Regions from separate parts of the Mus musculus genome. Here region 1 is linked to region 2. The links are chromatin contacts, found by Hi-C or POLR2A ChIA-PET in ENCODE. All regions are on one chromosome and are shown on one strand. Each heading gives the region's core, a stretch centred on a gene start or an enhancer-like site at or near the end of the contact. The rest is flanking DNA. Distances are from core to core; before and after follow the strand shown. Region 1 holds the start of Slc35b1 (solute carrier family 35, member B1). Region 2 holds the start of Phb (prohibitin).

The links. A loop is a pair of places that touch in the nucleus more often than their neighbours do. ChIA-PET counts read pairs that join two places held with the same protein, here RNA polymerase II (POLR2A).
Region 1: a loop to region 2 is called in a map of heart, with 2.4 times the contacts of the local background. The contact joins the promoter of Slc35b1 here to the promoter of Phb in region 2. A Hi-C loop is called at or near these places in 4 of 37 maps with a recorded cell type or tissue (heart and left cerebral cortex). POLR2A ChIA-PET finds 5 or more read pairs at or near these places in 1 of 5 experiments (Patski).

The regions. Positions count from the first base shown.
Region 1 is chr11:95,380,193-95,387,462 of GRCm38, forward strand. Slc35b1 (solute carrier family 35, member B1) reads left to right here and starts at 4,664. Exons shown (of 9, transcript NM_016752.3): 1 at 4,664-4,921; 2 at 5,609-5,712; 3 at 6,294-6,424; 4 at 7,019-7,049. The coding sequence starts at 4,818. Fam117a (family with sequence similarity 117, member A) reads left to right here. Exons shown (of 8, transcript NM_172543.4): 8 at 470-1,680. The coding sequence ends at 767.
Region 2 is chr11:95,664,398-95,671,722 of GRCm38, forward strand. It overlaps Phb (prohibitin), which reads left to right and starts at 2,560. Exons shown (of 7, transcript NM_008831.4): 1 at 2,560-2,645; 2 at 3,640-3,754; 3 at 6,990-7,151. The coding sequence starts at 3,667.

The sequences.
Region 1 (7,270 bases), core at 3,414-5,913, 280 kb before region 2:
CTTTCCTCCTGGGAAGCTCCTGATGGGTAGGAAGCTCCTGATGTCCCTAGCCCAAGAGACATTTTTAGTTGTCATAACTAGGGAGAAAGGGACATGATCGTGCTGATAGCTAGTTGGTACAGTCCAGGGATGCTGTTAAATGTCCTGTGACTTGTAGGGAAGTGTTCTCTACCATGATCCCTGCAGCAGGAAATCATTCAACTTTGGATGTGAATAGGGTTAAGGCTGAGAACCATGCTTCAGGCAAAACCCACCACAGCAGCAATGAGACCCGAGGGGCCTCAAAAGTGGCAGAGCTTTCCAGGTTTTGACCAGGTTACTGTCATTTTGAGCAGGAACCCAGCTCCCCAGAAGCCCTGCTGAGGCAGTCACCCTTCCAGCTCCCCAGGCACCCTGCTCAGGCAGTCCTCCTTGCTTCGCTGGCTATTTTTCTTGCACTTATGTGTCTGTGTCTCTCTCCATTCCTCAGGTCCCCAGGTCCTGACTTGGCCTTCTTGACTTCCTGTCCTGACAAGAACAAAGTCCATTTCAACCCGACTGGCTCCGCCTTCTGCCCTGTCAGCTTGATCAAGCCCCTCTTCCCCAGTATGGGCTTCATCTTCCGTAACTGCCCCTCCAGCCCTGGCTCCCCTCTTCCCACTGCCAGCCCCAGGGCACCTCGGAAGGGTCCAGAAGCTTCCAAGGCCTCCTCGCTGCCATCTGAGCCATGGCAGCGCAGCCCACCATCGGAAGAGTCTGTGCTTTTCCAGAGCTCCTTGGTAGTCTGAGTCCCCCAGGCCCCTACCACACTTTACCATGGAGACTAGTGCCTTGGTGGCAAGCTCTTTGTTAGCTTCCCAAGCTGGGGGATGGAGGAGCCCTTCCTTCCCTCTTGGCCTTTGAGCACTTTCCTTTATTGTGTCAAAGCCCCAGGTCCTTTGGTGGACATCAGCCCTCCACAGGGAGGAGACTTACCTCCTCCACCAGCAGCAGGCAGCTCACAACTTACACTTGTGTACCTGCGGTTTCCCTCACCTGCCAGAAGGTCTTGAATCTTCTAGCCCAGGGTGTGAGTCCAGATGACTTATAAGAGGCTCTTGTCATGGAACAGTTGGCTGTGGCTAAGAGAGGGGAGGTGCCACAGGCTTCCTGACAGCTCCACTCTAGAGACACAGAAAGGCAGACCAGATGCCTCCCTCCTAGAGGAGTTGACCAGAGTGGCCCTCAGGGCCAGAACACTTGACCAATCAGCTGTTGGCAGGGGACCATGAGATTTCCCAAGTGGCATTTTCATCTCAGTTTTACCCTGACTAAAGATTGTCTTAGGGGAATCCCAACCCAAAGTGAATAGTGGGAAGAGGGGTCTGGCATTCCTTCAGGGGGCATGCAGCAGCCCCGTACTCGCCACCTGCCCCAGGGGGCATGAGCAGCTCCATGCCCTCTACCCACCCCAAGGTTGGGTTGAATTAGAAAAATGCCTATTTTTCTTGTATCGATGTAGAAACTCTATTTTCTCCCAAAGACACTATTTTTGCAGCTATTTGAAGTTTGTATATTTTCCGTATTGCAGAGCTTACACAAAATTGAAGAATGTTAATGTTCAAGGTTTCATATCTTGTGTTTAGAGGTTATTGTGGTTTTTGTTTGTTTATTTTTTGCAGATCTTGATTTTAATAGACCAAATAAATATGTATTCCAGCAGTTTGGGTTTTCTGAATACCTGGGATGGGAGGAGTGAAGTAGAGTGGAAGGTATTGTATCCATCACTGTATCCTGTCTTCAAGAGAAGGAACTTCCATTTAACATACAATGGTCTAGTTGCTGTATGGATGGGCCTTGCTAGAGACTTTTCACAAAGACACATTAACATGACATCTTGTGTAGAATGGAGAATGTGATGTGTCCTGCAAGTGGACATGGAAGTCACTAGGGAAGCGGCCCATTCTAATAAGAGTCCCCCAAAAGCTCCTGAGCGTCAGTGGACTTGAGAGAGAATGTGAATACAACTGAAGGGAGACAGTCTGGCATTTCAGGGACTCCTTGTACTTGCAGGGAAAATGAGACTAGGAAATGGCTTGTAGCTGGAGCAGCATTAAGGCAGTAGCTACCATGCCTATCTGTGTGCCAGTGAGTACCCAAGGCAAGAGTGTGCAGCCTTGGACACAGAAACCATCCTTGTCCTTTCATAGCCTCTCAGATGTAAGAGCTCTTAGATGTTTGAGCAAAGTGGGAATCACCATCCCAACATTCTGTTAGTGCGTGGAACTTATGAAGCATTTCAGCAAAAGGCATTTCCATTCTACTGGGGGGAATACAGTGGTGCAATCATATCTGTCTCAGAAGACTTCAGGAACGCCCACCCCCCATCCCCCGAGCGCAGGTCAGGCTATCCCAAGTACTATCACCAGCAAACCAAATGAGAAGATGTAAGAGAATGTCATTGAAAATATGACAACCGGGCTGGTGAGATGGCTCAGTGGGTAAGAGCACCCAACTGCTCTTCCGAAGGTCCGCAGTTCAAATCCCAGCAACCACATGGTGGCTCACAACCATCCGAGATCTGACTCCCTCTTCTGGAATGTCTGAAGACAGCTACAGTGTACTTACATATAAATAAATAAAATCTTTTAAAAAAAAAAAAAAAAAAAAAAAAGAAAATATGACAACCGTTGGGGTGAGAGAAGAACCATTCTGTGAGTGAAGGAATATCCAAACAGCTTTTTCTAAAAAGACTGTACCAAGTCAGGGAGTAAGGATTGGCACCCTGACCCACTTCACAGCTGGTGCTTCCTAACCAAAGAACCCCCCTGCTGGTTATCACCATTGATCTCACCTGAGGAGACTCAGCCAGGTGGTGGCGGCGGCAACCGCACACATCTTTAATTCCAGCACTTAGGAGGCAGAGGCAGGTGGAGCTCTTGAGTTCAAGGCCAGCCTGTCTACAGAGAGTTCCAGGACAGCCAGTGAAATCCTGTCTTGGAAAAAAATAAAAAACACATGGGGAAACTCAACCCAGGTCAAGTGAATTGTTTGAGGTCCCAGTTGGAAAATAAAAGGCAGAAGTGGAATCCAGACTCACTGTTTGGTTCCCTGGAAGTGTCTGTCTGCTGATTCACTAGAATAAACCAAAGGCCAAGAAAGTAAACGTATAGTGACTCCCAGAAGGAGACACCAGGAAAGGGACAGACCCTATTTTCTCTTAGTCCTCCTAGCCTTGAAAGATGTCTGGCTTGTCCCCAAAGCCTTAGTGAGTCAGGTCCCCAGTGATGGGTGTGGTGCTGCCTGCCTTTCCTTCCTTTGCCTGAGGACGTGCCAAAGGAGCAAGCCTGCTTAGAGGAAAGCAACCCAAGACCCACAACTGCTTGACAATTGGGACTGTTATTAGGTAGGGGACTTGGTGACCTGGTGTTAAGTCTTGCTTTTGCAATTCTAGCAAAGCAGGTGAAGACCCAACTGTTAAATCAGGGAGAAGTCCATGGATGAGACCAAAAATAGGAAGAGGTGTGGTGTGGTGTGGTGTGGTGTGGTGTGTGTGTGTGTGTGTGTGTGTTGCTTCATTGGAGAGTTGGAAGGTCTTGAAGAAAATTTACTTAAGAAGTTGGAAGGGAGCCAGGCAGTGGTGGCGCACTCCTTTAATCCCAGCACTTGGGAGGCTGAGGCAGGCAGATTTCTGAGTTCGAGGTCAGCCAGGTCTACAGAGTGAGTTCCAGGACAGCCAGGGCTACACAGAGAAACCTGTCTCGAAAAACCAAAAAAAAAAAAAAAAAAAAAAAAACACTCGGAAGGGAGGTAAAGAGAAAAGGATTGTAAATTCAACATTATTCTACATAGCAGATTCGAGGACAGCCTGCGCTACATGTGATTATGTCTTTTGTTGTTTTTTAAAAGGCATTTCAATAAATTGAATTTTTCACCTCGAAGAGGTGAGGAAATACGATTAGAGTTGAGAAAATATGATGACTAATACTCCAAACTTGCACAGCACACTTAACAGTTTATAAAACACTTTGGTAAACCTTAGCTCATTTAATCCTCACACCGTTCAATGAGTGACAGGGTGGTTATTACTAATTACCCCTCGTTTGCAGAGCGAGAAAACTGTAGCTCGGAATTTAAGCAACACGTGATGTGCTGCCTCTAAGTGATAAGAGCCCTGACCTATCACAGAGCCTGCCCGGTGGCTCCCTGCCCAAAGAAGAGGACCTGGACTTCTTAGCCAGGTCTTGAACACAGGGTAGACAGGGTTGGAGTCGCTAACGTTGGGCAGCGGCTAGAGGGCGCTACGGCTCTATGAAGCGTTCTTGGCGTTAGGACCCAGCCGAGGCCTGACAGCCAACTGCAAAAAAAAAAAAAAGCCTTTAATTCTCTTCTGGCCTCACCGCCTCTTTCTCCGCCCATCTGTCTATTTTCGCTCTGCGGAGCCAATTGATAACATCCACATACTTATACGTCATCACTATACGCCGCGTAATCGCCTAGGCCTCCCCACCGAGCTCCAGCTTGTAGATGTCCTCGGCGTTGCCTGATCGGAAAAACCTAAAAGAGGAGACAATAACCTCGATATGGCTGGCTTTCCTGGCCACCAGGAATGGAGCCAAGATCTTAAAGCCTTCCTTCTTTCCTAGAACGCTCCTGCCGGGGCAGGAGGCATTTCCCTCTCGGAAGCTCTGAGCTGGCATATCTGGAGGTAGCTGCTCCGGCCTACGAGCCGGCGGTCGCACGCAGCTCCTATGAGGTCCCTGCCGCCGGCCGGCGATGTCCGCCTGGAGCTTTCGCCTTCGCCGCCGGTACCGCTACCTGCTCTGAACGGATCTTCGGCCGACTCGTCCGTGCGTCTCATGGCCGCTAGTAGATCCCTGGTGCCTGATCGGCTGCGCCTGCCGCTCTGCTTCTTGGGTGTCTTTGTCTGCTATTTCTACTATGGGATCCTGCAGGAGAAGATGTGAGCAGACCCTTGAGGGGGCAGGACTCCTAGCATCCCCCAGCCAGGGCCGGAATTCAGTCTCCACCATCCATTTTACGGTCTAGTCTTCAGGCTTCCTGTGTCTGGTACAGGGTTTTCTCTTCTCCGGCTCGGCCCTCTGACCTTTTTTTGCACCCTGCTATTATACATTGCTAGCTGAGCATCCTTGTAATTCTAAAATTTCAGGGCCGGCCTCTGGAGTTTTAGAACGCGATTTTTTTTTTCCCTTTAGATATTTTTACTTTTGTTGATTCCAAGAGTGCTCCGTGACCTGAGCCAGGTCTTATTTTATTTTATTTTTAGAAAGCCCCGAGGTGTTTGCAGACCGTTAATCTTCTTGCTCTGGGTCTTGCCTTTTTTTTTTTTTTTTCTCCTACGGGGGATACTTTTGTTCAGCTGTCTTGACTTTTTTTTTTTCTCCTACCTGTGTCCTTTACGGATATTTTTTCCTTAGGCTATGGTAGCAGTAGGTTGGCGTCTACTGTTTAGACTTAGTTTTTAGGCTTAAATCAAATCGTCTCCTTTGGGTAAATGAGCTCAGTAATCCTTCCTAACTCTAACTACACCCACAAAAGCATGATACTTCCAAAGCTCTCAGTGGATCTGAACATACTTGATGCCACCGAGTAGCACACACTAATTGCTTTTTTATGTGTTTCGTCTTAGCACAAGAGGGAAGTATGGAGAAGGACCCAAACAGGAGACATTCACCTTTGCCTTAACTTTGGTTTTCATCCAGTGTGTGATCAATGCTATGTTTGCCAAGATCTGTGAGTACCTCATAGTAATTTGTTGGGCTCACTCTCCTTCCTCCCATATTCTGGGCATAGACGTGGATTCATCTTTAAAAATCAAAGTTTTCCCTACCTCCACACCCTTGAGTATTTAAACAGCTTCTCTACAGACTGTAAAACCAATGGCTGTGAAATGAGATTAAAATATTAGGCCTCTAAATTATACCAACTTTTTAGTTGGAGACGACTGGGCCGTCTATATTCCAAATCCCCATTGAAAGCCCTTAGAACATTTTCCCCTTTATCCCTTTGACTTCGCTTTGTGTGTCAGCTTCAAACATGTCTTTGTTCCTGTCAGTAGAGTTAAGCCATCCTTTCTTGAACTCAGTGAATCTCTCCCTCCACTCAGCATGTGGTTGTGTTAGGCTTAAGGGGAACTGGGACGATGAATAATTTTCAGAGATTTCCCAGCTTAAGAGGATAGAAATAGCGGTCTTACTTGACAGGCAAGTTCCTTTCCTATGGCCTCAACTTTTTGCTTAGTGGTCCATCCTTGCCCCACCGGGTTTCTCTTGTATGTTTTGTTTGTTTTTGTTTTATTTTTTGTCTTCTCCCAGTGATCCAGTTTTTTGACACTGCCAGGGTGGATCGCACTCGGACCTGGCTCTATGCTGCCTGTTCTGTCTCCTATGTGGGTGCCATGGTCTCCAGCAACTCAGCCCTGCAGTTTGTCAACTATCCAACTCAGGTGAAACCTCAGGGTGAGATGAGAGTTGGCTCAGAAATTGTGTGGACAGGACTAAGGGGATCTTCCCTCCTCTTCCCCTCAGGTCTGTGACTTAAAGGAAACAATCCTAGAAGGCTAGGGAGTGAGCTCAGTTAGTAGAGCTGGCTTAGCATGCGTGAAGACCTGGGTTCCATCCCCAACACTGCATGAGCGAGGCATGGTGTCACATGCCTGCCTGCAGTCCTTGTACTTGGGAGGTAGAGGCTGGAGGGTCAGAATCAGAGGCTCATGATCATGTTCTGCTGTAGCAGTGTATCCAGTTCAAAGCCAGCCTGGGCTACTTGAAACTATGTTCAAAACAAAACAAACCTTGAAACTATGTTCAAAATATAAATAAATAATAGGAAAAAAGAAAGAAACACTCAAAGCAGAGTATGCTTGAGAAAGAGTTTAGGACCTAGAGTTGGGTACAGGTTGGGTTTGGCCATGATAGGGCTGCCTCCTGAGACCAAGCTGTGGGGTTGAGGGCCAATGTTGTCGCCTCTGAATGTAGCAGCGACATCCTTCCTGGGACCCCACAGATGCTCAGAAGTTATTTGCTCACTTTTATTTCAGGTTCTCGGTAAATCCTGCAAGCCAATCCCAGGTAAGCCGAGATGGTGAACTCGGGCTTCCTCTTTCTCCCCAAGTGACTCTGGGTGGCACCATCCCGTCGGAGGTCTCCCTAGTGTCTTTCCTGTCGCCGGTGTTGCTTCCTGTGGTGTGCACAGGCCAAGTGGGAGCGAGAGGCTGACCTTGCCTGCCTTGTGTCCTCAGTTACTGTAGTGTCCCCCGTGTTTTCATTATCATCACACACCCAGAATCCCG
Region 2 (7,325 bases), core at 1,310-3,809:
AGCAGCCAATGCTCTTACCCCTAAGTAATCTCTCCAGCCCATGAATGTATTTAAAAAACCAAATATAAAAACCTCCTTTTCTCATTTCCACATGGAAATGTAAAAATGGAGCTGAAAAAGACAACTTATTATTAATAAATACTCAGTGTTTATCAAATAGGTGTAATGCCAAATATCTTTAAGCAAACATTAATTTTCCATACATTCTGAATTTGTTGTTCTTGTTGTTGTTGTTTTTGTTTTTGAAAACAGGGTTTCTCTGTATAGCCCTGGCTGTCCTTGAACTCACTTTGTAGACCAGGCTGGCCTTGAACTCAGAAATTCTGCCTCTGCCTCCTGAGTGCTGGGATTAAAGGCGTGTGCCACCATGCCCGGCTTATATTCTGAATTTTTTATGGTTTGTGTGTGTGTGTGTGTGTGTGTGTGTGTGTGCCACACCACATGTGTGTTGGTGCTCCAGAGGGGAGAAGAGGGCATTGGATCCCCTGGAACTGGAGTCACAGGTCTCTGAGAGTCACCTGCCATGTGCTGGAAACCAGGCTTAGGTTCTCAGGAAGAGCACCACTGATTTTAACAGCCAACCAGCCACCTCTCCAGCCCTCTGCCCATTTTGAATATTTTATAAGTACTGTTTTGTTTTACAGTGCTGAGGTTGGAACTGAAGACCTAGCGCACTGTAGGCAAGTGTTCTGCCTCAGCAATTTCACTTGCTGTGCCCTCCTTCTCTTCCTTTGTGAAGCCAACAACCCTTGCAAACACTAAGTTTCAAAATCTGTGGTTCACCTATTTAATCGTTTATTAGGAGGGAAAGCTCTTCGTATGTTGATTGATTCTTGCCCATTTGAGTTATGTAACATCATTCACACTTTTTTTTTTTGGTTTTTCGAGACCTTTCTCTGTGTGTCGTCCTGGCTGTCTTGGAACTCACTCTGTAGACCAGGCTGGCCTCAAACTCAGAAATCTACCTGCCTCTGCCTCCCAAGTGCTGGGATTAAAGGCATGCACCACCACTGCCCGGCCATCACACTTTTTTTTTTCTAACAAAATGTATTTGTTTTATTAATTTTAAGTATTTCACTTATATTCACCACCTTATTTACCCTCCCCAGGCCCTTCCAGTCTCTCTTCCACCCCAATAGTCTTCCTTGTGTCTTCACATTCTCTCTCTCTCTCCCTCTCTCCCTCTCTCTCTCTCTCTCAGATGCCACCTGCTTCTGCCTCCTGGGTGCTGGGATTGAAGTCGTGCACCACTGCACCTAGCTTGCTTTCATGTTCGTTCGTTCGTTTTCTTTCTTCCTTTCTTTTAAATGTATATCTGGCTTCTTATATTTTAATAAGAAATAAATACCGATTGCAAATTTAAAATTGCATTTTATCTTTTAAATAAAAGTTAAGCTAAGAATAAGGAGCAGGTCTTTCTTAGAAGTCCAATGCACTATCCATTGCGCCACAGTGCCAGGGGTTTTCATGTTCTTTACAGATATTCTCAGGAGAGTTTGTATTTCGGGAGCAACAAGCCCAAAAAAATAAACTACTTCATTTTAGATTTGTGTCATGGAGAGGAATGCTATAAAAGTCACTATTTGCTTAATTGGCAAAATTGGAATGCAGACATGGATAATATTTACTTAAGTAAAAGGATAGTAGCCGGGCGTGGTGGCGGACGCTTTAATCCCAGCACTTGGGAGCCAGAGGCAGGCGGATTTCTGAATTCGAGGCCAGCCTGGTCTATAGAGTGAGTTCCAGGACAGCTAGGGCTACACAGAGAAACCCTGTCTCGAAAACAAACAAACAAACAAAAACAAAAAACAAAACAAAACAAAAAGTAAGAGGATAGATATCCTTGATCTTAGAGAATAGTAGGAGAAAGAGAAAAGTGGAGGGAGGCGAGGAGATGGAACAAAAACAACAACAAATACGCAAATTGTTGACAACAGGTGAACTTGAGAAGCCATACACATGATCTCCGTCCCTTTTTTGCAATTCCTCGAATATAACTTGGAAAAAAAGATGCCCAGAGATTTAGACCCTAAATCAAGAGCCTTTACTGAAGTATTGCAAGACCTGAATGACCGACTCCCTTCCTCTTCTTTCTAAGCCGTTTTTAAGGTTATGGAGTGGCTTGGAAGATCAACATCTTACGTCCCTGAGGGCTGTCCTTAACTTCCCTAGCAGTCTCTCAGTGCATGAATTATTTTACCTCACCTTTATCCAAAATGCCCACCCATTCCTTCACCACCTTGTGATTTCCTCTACCAAGTGGAAGCCCAACTCCTTTCCGATCCAGTCTGCTTCCGGCTTCTGGAACCACCTCCTTGAGGAATAGGCACGTGCATATATTACCAAGGAACTACAACTCCCGAAAGGCTTTGCGGCAACATCCCATCCGTTCTCACCAGTCAGAAACGGGTTTCCTGAAAGAGCCCGTTGCTGCATGATCTTTTGGGAGTTGTAGTTGACCTCATTAAAGCCACAGAGCCCGCGGAAGACTGCAAAACACGTTTCCCAGAATGCACGTCGCTCGGCTTCACCAATTGAAGGGTCGGATCTTGAAGAGGCGGGGGTCGGGGGGGGGGGAGGAGCTGCCTGGCGCACGCGCAGTATCCGGAGCTGGGGAATTCATGTGGAGGTCAGAGTGAAAGCAGGTAAGCGTGGTAGGAGCGGTAGAGGCCTCTGGTCCTATGTCCCTGTAGCCTGCCTCTGCTTTCCTATGTACAATGAGGGCATGGGATGCATGTGTGGGTACGCCTAGTGGAGAAGGGGGAAATCTCGGTCCAGAAGGAGTTAGGAATGTGCAAGGGGAGGGGACAGGATGAGGAAAAATCCAGAAGCTGGTGGAGTAAAAAGAGCTGGATGTCAGAGACAGAGGATAAATGTGCATGGAGAAATCCCGATACACAAGCAGTTGAAGTCTGAGAAAGGGGAGGGCGAGTTTGAGGATTGTACCAAGGGTGACGCAGGGGCGGGACATTAAAAAGTTCAAGGCTAACTGGTTTCTAGTTTGTCAGCTACGTGCCCCCACCCGTCCCGCCGCAGCCCCACCTCCAGTCCTTCACCGCTCTGCCTCGCTGCACCCCTGCCAGCCCCTGCTTTCCTATTAACTGGTATGGGGAGGAGTTCTACAATGTCTTCTAGAATTCGGTCTTCTCATTCTAACCCTGGTTCTACTACTTAAGAGTATAACCTCTCTATGCACTTCAGCAGTCATAACCTTCATAAAGTAACTGAAGGTTAAACAAGGCTGTCGGAGACCGTGTAACTTAAATGTTAACAGAAATTGCCCTTTTTGTTGTTGGCTTCAGCCGTGTAGCACCGGTCTCGCTTGTGGCCTATTGGTCTAGGAAAAGGGAGTGTGGTTTTTCTGTGTACTAAGTTCCTCGTGGGTACAAAGCACCGTTCCTACGCTGAGCCAAGTGTCGCAGACTCTTTCTCTGAATGGTTGTAAAGAAACACGTCCACAAACGCAGACATGATCTACAGTTTGCAAGGTGGTCAGTGTTATGGGGCGTTCAGTGAGTGAGTTTGGGCCCACAGGTGTAGACATATGAAAATGTATGTTGAGACATGAACTCTGTGCCTCAGAGCGGGCTTTCTCTGAGAATCTGGTGTCAAAGTGTTTTATGTTTACCCCGTGTTTAGGTGTGAGTGGAAGCAACAGAAGGAGTCATGGCTGCCAAAGTGTTTGAGTCCATTGGAAAGTTCGGCCTGGCGTTGGCAGTTGCAGGAGGCGTGGTGAACTCTGCTTTGTATAATGGTGAGGCGCGGAAGAGCTTTCTGCATAGTTTCTGTTGATCTGCATAGCCCATGTGTCATTCCTTTTAAAAAAAAAAAAAGATTTATTTATTTTATTTATATGAGTACACTGTCGCTGTCTTCAGACCCACCAGCAGAGGGCATTGAATCCCATTACAGATGGTTGTGAGCCACCATGTGGTTGCTGGGAATTGAAATCAGGACCTCTGGAAGAGCAGTCAGTGCTCTTAACCGCTTTGCCATCTCTACAGCCCATTTGACATTCCTGATGCTAGCTGCTGTCTGAAGGTGTGTGAGGTTAAGGGGGACTCACCTGCTACCCCACATACTGGTTGTGAGTCATCAGAGGCCTATGATCACTTAGGCAGGGGTTCTCAGCCTTCTGATGCTTGGAACATTTAGTAGTTTCTCACTATTGTGGTGATACACCTCCACCACCATACAGTTCTTTTCCTTGCTGATTTATAACTGTGATTTGCTACTTTTATGAATCGTAAATTTTGTTTTCCGATGGTCATAGGCAGCCCCTGTAATAGGGTCTTTTAACATCCCCCCTCATAGGGTTCTGACCCACAGGTTGAAAGCCACTAACTTAGAGGCTTTGTTCAAGGGGAGCCCTCCTGTCCAATGTTTAGCACTTTAGCCACTTTGAAATGATGAGGTATTACCCAGATGACAGGAGGTGACAGGAGCCCATTGGTTCTCTTCCTTATTTGCATGAAGTATCTTGGCAACATCTCTAGACCAGTTTGAGAGACTGTGTCCTGAGAAAAGTTTTGCTCAGCTGGTTGCAGAGAGAATAGGTTTTTGTTTTTAAATTTTTTTTTAAGGATTTATTTATTTCTTCTATGTATGAGTATACTATTGCTCTCTTCAGACACACCAGAAGAGGGCATCAGATCCCATTACAGATGGTTGTGAGCCACCATGTGGTTGCTGGGAGTTGAACTCAGAACCTCCGGAAGGGCAGTCGGTGCACTTAACCGCTGAGCCATCTCTCCGGCCCAGGAGAATAGTTTTTGCCAGGTATTGAATGGTGCCACAGTGCAAAGCTGGGTTTTCTTTGACTGTATTACATGGCCTTATTTGCGAGTCCCTCCTTTTAGTCCCCAGCTTTCTCATTGGTCAAACAAGGGGACTGAACTAGTTTTTCTCTTAAGATTCCCTCTAAGGCCGGGCGTGGTGGCACACCCCTTTAATCCCAGCACTTGGGAGGCAGAGGCAGGTGGATTTCTGAGTTAGAGACCAGCCTGGTCTACAGAGCGAGGACGGCCAGGGTTACACAGAGAAACCCTGTCTAGAAAAACAAAACAAAAAAAAAGATTCCCTCTAAGTCTGATACTCTTTTAAAACAGCAACAGATTTTGATGTACCTCCTGTATGGTTTTTGTTTTATTTGTATTGGGAGGGTTGGTTTTGTTTGTTTTGTTTTGTTTTGTTTTGTTTGAGACAGAATCTTTACCATGTAGCTCTTGACTGGCCTGAAACTCACAGAGATCCACCTGCCTCCACTTCTCAAGGGCTGAAATTAAAGGTGTACACCTGTCTACCTAGCTCAACTAAAGCAGTTGTAAGTAACTCAGACCCACACCCAGCTGTTCTGTTTTTAAGACAGTGTCTCCTGTAGTCCCAGGCTGGCTTTGAACTCCTGGACCTTTGGCTATATGATGTTTTGATGAGTTATTTTCAGAGTGAAGGTTTTTAGATCAACTCTAAATTCAAACAGGAAATGAGAGGAAGTGACTACTTCAGCCTGGGCCTGGTGGCGTACTCCTGTAATGCCAGCGTTCACAAGGCTGGGGATCTTGAGTTCCAGTCCCACATGGGCTACCTAGTAAGACCTTGTCTCTAAAACGTTAGAGGAGAGGGAAGGAGGGAGGGAGGCTCTTCCCTGGGTGCACAAGACATCTCCACAACACCTCCAAATGTTAGAGAAACAGCTATTAGATCCTGGGCAAGCTGCCCGTGGTGGTATATACCAGTAGTCCCAGCACTCGGAAGGTAAAGGCAGGCAAATCTCTTGAGTTCAAAGCCAGCTTGGTTTACATGGTGAGTCCAGGATAGCCAAGGCTACATAGTAAGAACCTACCTTGAAAAAAAAAAAAAAAGGAAACAAGCCAGGCGGTGATTTGTGCATAGGTTTAAGCCCTTATCCTCAGGAAGCAGAAACAAGCAGATTTCTTGAGCTCCAGGCCAACCTGGTGGACAGAACAAATTCCAGGGCAGTCCGAGCTACAGAGTAAGAACTTATCTTGAACAAAACAAAACAAAAACACAGAAGGATGCCAGGCAGAGTGATTGCTTCCTTATATTCCCAGTGCTGGCAGGGGAGGGATGAGGCTGAGTTCTGGGCTGATCTGAACGATAGCCTGGGACCCTGTCTCAAGAGAAAGAAAAAGAAAGAAGGAAAGAGACCAGACAGTGGGAACGTCTATGTTTTAGGGTTCCTATAAGGATCCTGCTTCTGGGAACATCAGGTTCAGTTAGAGCCGGTATGTACATGTTGGCCCAGGATGATCTCCGATTATAGAACTCTGGGGAGGTGATTCCTGGAAGTGTGCTGGTGGGAGTTGGGGGTGGGGTGGGGTAGTTGATCAGAAATTCAAAGGCAGGCCGGCTCTTTAGAGGAGAAAGGTTCCTAGGGGGCTGCCTGTTACTGAAGTCCCTGGGGTGACATACGGGGCAGGAAGTGACTGTCAGGAAGACAGCACAGAAGAGGAAACCTAATACGTGAGAGAAAGGGACAGGAGTTTGAACTCTTCAGGGGGCTGGCCATCTCACCAGCTTAGCTTGAAACCACGCACAGCACCAACCAGGTGACCTGGGGTTTATTCCCAAAGCCTGTGTAAAGACAGAAGAAACAAACAGGCTCCAGAAAATTGTCTCTAGGCGTCCACACATGCATCGTGGCATGCACACTGCCCCACCTCACCCCACCCCCCAGTTATATGAAATTATTTCTAAATGTAAAGGAGAGGATTGTCAGGGTGGCTCAGTGGGTAAAGACACTTGGCTGTCAAGGATGACAGCCTGACCTCTGCAGTTGTCCCGTGATCTCCACATGAGTGTCACGGCACGCACACACGTGTGCACACACACACACACAGAGTAAAATAAAGAACTTTTACAAATGTTAAAGTACAGAAAAGAAAGAGGCAAGGATCTTGAAGAGATAGGTTTCTTTTTGTTAGAGAGTGACAGGGTTTTTCTGACCTGTCATTATTATTCCTTTCTAGTGGATGCTGGACACAGAGCTGTCATCTTTGACCGATTCCGTGGCGTACAGGACATTGTGGTCGGGGAAGGGACTCATTTCCTCATCCCTTGGGTACAGAAACCAATTATCTTTGACTGCCGCTCTCGACCACGGAACGTACCAGTCATCACTGGTAGCAAAGGTGAGTCTTGCCTGTGGCTGTATAAGGGAGATGTGGAGGTATACCGTGCTGTCGTGCGCATTCTGGAGACATCTAGGATACAGAGGTTACACTTCACCTTATATAAGGATATCTGTGCTGTGTGATGTTGGTGAATGCCTTTAATTCCAGGACTTGCAAAGGCAGATGAATCTC